Linked DNA regions of Homo sapiens: region 2 is linked to region 1. A link is a loop called in an ENCODE intact Hi-C map of the cell type or tissue named here. Cell type or tissue: A673. All regions are shown on one strand.

What was found. Peaks named below come from ENCODE experiments on the same cell type or tissue, not always from the same donor. Only the 100,000 strongest peaks of a DNase experiment are listed, where the experiment ranks them.
Region 2: it touches region 1 in a loop (6-fold over the local background); 2 of 110 quality-filtered maps call a loop at or near these places.

What each region holds. Positions count from the first base shown.
Region 1 is chr3:189,837,303-189,839,802 of GRCh38, forward strand. The region is part of intron 4 of TP63 (tumor protein p63); the gene reads left to right. Among named protein-coding and RNA genes, the nearest start is that of MIR944, 8.6 kb to the left of the region's middle. In A673, no CTCF peak of the experiment used is centred here; DNase peaks (open chromatin) are centred at 789 and 1,219; H3K4me3 peaks cover 475 bases; H3K27ac peaks cover 2,500 bases.
Region 2 is chr3:189,499,994-189,502,493 of GRCh38, forward strand. No RefSeq gene overlaps it. Among named protein-coding and RNA genes, the nearest start is that of TP63, 130 kb to the right of the region's middle. In A673, no CTCF peak of the experiment used is centred here; DNase peaks (open chromatin) are centred at 548, 938 and 1,338; H3K27ac peaks cover 2,500 bases.

The DNA.
Region 1 (2,500 bases):
CATCTATCTACCAGAAACTTAAGAGTTGTTATCATCCTGGCAATCTACCTTGAAGATTGGCAAAATGTTAGTTAACTATTGAATATAGATGATGAGCATATGGAATTAAATTTGAAATTTCCAATTTCAGGTTCCAAAAATCCAATTTCAAATTAAGAAATTTTAAATTTAAATCTTAAATTAAGAAATTTAAGAAACTTCTTAAAATTTTTACTTATCCTTTCTAGCTAGAGTTGCCAGATTTAGCAAATAAAAACCAAGGATGTCAGTTAAATGTGAATTTCAAATAAACCATGAAAAAATGTTTAGCATAAGGGAATCCCATGCAATAGTTATTACTTTTGTTTTATTTTGTTTTGTTTTCTTGAGACAGAGTCTCCTTCTGTCACCCAGGCTGAAGTGCAGTGGTGCAATCATGGCTCACTGTGGCCACTACCTCTCAGGCTCAATCAGTCCTCCCACTTCAGCTTCCTGATGGCTAATTTATGTATTTTTTTTTTCTTTAGGGACAGGGGTTTTGCCATGTTTCCCAGGCTGGTCTGGAACTCCTGGGCTTAAGCAATCCTCCCGTCTTGGCCTCCCAAAGTGCTGGGACTACATGCATGAGCCATTGTGCCTGGCCAATATTCCTTACTTATGCTGAAAAATTTCATTGCTTTTACAATTAAATTTTAATTAGGCTGGAGATTATCTGGTAACCCCATTCCCAGCTCAATCACCAACTCTCTAAGCAGAAGGAAATTTTTCATCTCTCTTGCCATAGTGAGGTCAGGATTAGTGAGGTGACAAGATTAAATATGAGCTAAGCTATGACACTTGTTTTCCACAGTTTCCTGAGCCCCCCTCCCTCCTTTTCTCTTTCTTCCTTCTTACCTCCCTTCCTCTCTCCTATTTATTCTTCCTACCTTTTTGTTGTTGCTGTGAGTGTCTTCACCTGTTTCCTTCCTTCCTTTATATTCCTGGTAATGTTTCAAATTTATTGGCATGGGCAGCTTCTCATAATAGGTTTGTTTTTATTATTTTTCTTGTTATTACTAAAACATGTTAATAGATAGATTCTAACTCTATGGCACAACTAAGACAGTTGTGTTACATTCTTTTCCGTGTTGGGGCTAATTAGAATATTAAGTTTACAAAGAATGCAGAAAAAGCGAACAAGATGAAGCACGTTTCCGTCTTAAACAAATGAACTCTAAAGAAATAGGAAGTAACATGATGACAAGCTTTTAAGAGATGTTGCAAGTAGAGGAAAGGGTTTGTTTAAATCTCTCCCCAAGCACCCCCTACACCTACCCCCAGCCAACACAGATGCTTATGTATTAGTGGCCCACACGGTACCTAATTATCAACGATGGAAATAGATGTCTCAAAATTGTTTCAATTATCCAGGGGTTCCCTTAAAAAAGGAGAGGAGAGCAAAAGTTTAAAACTTGGCTTGAAGGTATTAAAGAGCAAATCTGATCTAATTGATTAAGTTACACCTTTCCTTTTTGGCAGTATCTTAATACCCCTAGGATCTCAGTATTTCAGCATATTGGTTTCCTGTACTTATCTAGAATAAAGAAACTCAGCAATTTGCCTATAGGATAGTAGAGCCTTGAACTAAATTTATCTCATTATTGTTCACTTGAAACCTTGGGGACAGCTGTAGTTGAAGGGACCTTAAAGTCCCTTAAACTTCTCAGCATTTGCAGGTTCACTTTTAAGGTGCACTAAAAAGCAACTAGTATCCTAAGCTAAAAAAAAAAAAAAAAAAAAAAAAGAAAAAGAAAAAGTAGATTTAAGTATACCAATGAGCATGGACTCTGTTTATGTTTTGAAATCCATTTGCTACTCATTTTCCTCGTTTTTAAATCCTATTATATTTACACCTGGGCATCCATTTCTCTGAAGAGAGAAGAATGAAGGATCTAAAATGTCAGAATAACAGTGATTCTCAACAATTATTGTCGGCACTCTTTCATGAAGAGATTTAAAGCTCTTTGCTTATCTGACTTAATTCCTGCCGGAAGGACAGTACAGAGGGATTACGGTTTAAATATTGCAGTTAGAAGCACAAAGTGGAACCTGGACTTCCCCGACCTTGGAAGAAAAATAGTAAAGTGTGGTTCCTATAAAATATTATAGGAACTTCAGACATAGAATGGAGCATCCATTTATAGTGATTTAAGTTCCAGTATTGAAACAGGCCTTCTATTTTTATTTCAATCTCCCTCCCCTTTATTTTCTTTGTTTTGTGATTCACCCCAAAACGTATCTTCTTATACGGTAATATTAACTAGTACCTTAGTCAAAGATTGATCTCCAGAAGTTTGTTTAGGAAATTCCTTGTGTTACTTGTCTAGCAGTTAAACTGCCTAGTGGAAACAACAGCTCAGCTAAATAGTGTGATGCAATCGTGATAGCTGCTGTTCATCAGGCATTTACCCTGGACCAAGCACTGTACCCTGAATATCATGTGGCTTTTTCTCCACACTCAGGACAAGCTTGCAGTGGGCAG
Region 2 (2,500 bases), 340 kb before region 1:
TAAGTCTCTCAGTCTGTTGCCATTTTTCTCTGTTTGCTTCAGTCACCTAACTTGTAAGCAGGCGACCATTCTGAATGTTCCTTTAGGGTCTGACCTATGATTACATGATTCTTCCATTGTCAAGTGTGTTACTGTAAGCAGAGATCGGAGCAGGCAGAGAGATAAGAAGCCCAATTTAACTCAGAAATATAGAACATTAAAATGCACTTTCATCTAAACTAGTATTTTATTTTAAAAAGTGACATTTAATGAGCACTACTAAGTACCAGAGATTGTGCAAAGCATATTAAATGTTTTCACTCATTAAATCTTTCGACTCTATGAAGTAGGTACTATTTGGTCTTAGCAACTTCTTCACATCATAGGATATTTTTGTCATGTATCTAACAGGAAATTTAAGCAGCCTTGCTAGTGTTACTGTAAGCAGGATGTGAATCCAAGACAGCTATCTGAAAACATTACCAGAGCATCTCTTTTGACTAGAGAGAGCTCATTGGCCATGCATGTGTCTGTCATGACCAATGACGTGCCCTCCTGCCCAGAGTTACCAGTATCGCTAGGCTGGCAACAAGTCTTAGGAAGTTTACGTCATCTCTATATTTTTGAAGTTACTAAATGTGAAAAATATCATGACCTCAGTGTTCCCTTGCTGAGCCAGATTCATAGCATTACCACCACCTGCTCTTCCAAAGGTTTCCATTTAATGCAGGTTTAAAAATAAGGACTCTGAACTCTCTCTTGCTTTCTTTAGAGGAAAGGTGTAAGTCTGGTTGGAGTGTTTAAGAAATTCCAGGGTGATGCAGTGGAAAAAAACATGTCTCAGCTTTGCCACATGACCCTGCGCAAGTCAACTGCACAGGCCTTCAATTTCTCCATCTCTGTAACAGAGTGATTAAATAAGACAATTTGTTTGTAGGAAAAAGGACATGGATTGGGTTATGTGTCAGTTTATCTTTAAAATCCATTTAAAGCTTGAAAATGAAATTGTGCAATACTTGGTAAACACGTATTGGCTAACAAACTGCTTAAAATAGGTAGTTTAGAACCTTTTAACCCTTCCTTCCTTCCTTCACTTCCTTCCTTCCTTCCTGCACTTCCTTCCTTCCTTCACTTCCTTCCTTCCTTCCTTCACTTCCTTCCTTCCTTCCTTCACTTCCTTCCTTCCTTCCTTCACTTCCTTCACTTCCTTCCTTCCTTCCTTCACTTCCTTCCTTCCTTCCTTCCTTCCTTCCTTCCTTCCTTCCTTGTTTTCCCATCCAGACACCACTTTAAGTGCTAGAAATGCAGTTCTGAATAAAATAGACAAGGCCTCTCTTTTCTTGGAACACACATTCTGGTGGTATAAGTGGAGGACATGAAAAGAATACAATGACAAAATAGGTTTTAAAGTGATTGAATGCAAGTAGGGCTTTTATATTTCATAAAGGGCTATTAAAATAGGTTTCTCTGAGGGGGAAACATTTTGCTGAGATCCCAATGTTGAACTGGGGCCGGTGTTGTTCTGAGGGGAGACTATCACAGACGGAAGACCCAGAAAGTGCAAATGGGCTGAGGAAAGCTTGAGCATGGCCTGTCCACACAACAGAAAGAAGGCTCCATGTCTGGAGCCTGGGGTACATGGAGGAGAGTGGAAGAAATGGAATTAGAAAGGTAGCGCCAGCCAGGCCATGTACTGCATGTTAAGAGCTCTGATTTGTATTTAAAAGTCACTGAAGTGTTTTCAGTATAGTTTGATGCATTTCACATTTTTAAATTATTACTCTAACTGCAATGATTTTAGGAGGTAAGAATAGAAGCAGAAAAATGCATTAGCAAAATAAAAAGTGTACCAGGATCCAGAAAAGTGGAGTAACCAGAAGGATTATTGGAAAAAGTAGAAATTGAACGAAAATCGAATTTGAATGCCTCCAGTACCAGGCAACCCATTATCTTTTAAGGCAGATGAATCTATTTTTAAACAACTTCATCTCTCAGAAAGTACATGCCACAATTTATCACAGTATACAATATGTGCTCAGTAAGTGTTATTTCTCCCATCCTTGCACTGTAGTGTTCACACATCAGTCCTGGATTCATCCCTTGGGATCACACAAAATGATTTTAACAACTTAATTAAAATCCACTCAGTAAGCAGAGGCTAAGCATTCTGATTTCCATTTATTAGTCTAATTGTGGACAGCTTCATATTCAGTGACAGATCAACACCATTATTTCTTTCTTTCCCATAGGTCTACAGTTCTTATTAGACACAAGCTAGAATTGTGCTATGATGAAAACATTATTCTTCTTTGACTATATATACATGGTGAAAAGAGGTTGGGTGTTGAGGGACTTAGGCTGGTTCAACTTTTTATCAATTTTCAAGTCCTGCTAGTCTCTCGAGGAAGACGTATGTTCCTTAAGTGAAACCAAGTGGGTTGGCCTTAAACAGCTTTAGTCTCAGTGACCAGAAGACAGCTTGTGAAAGGTGAAAGAAGGCATGGTTCTGACCGTAAGGGCT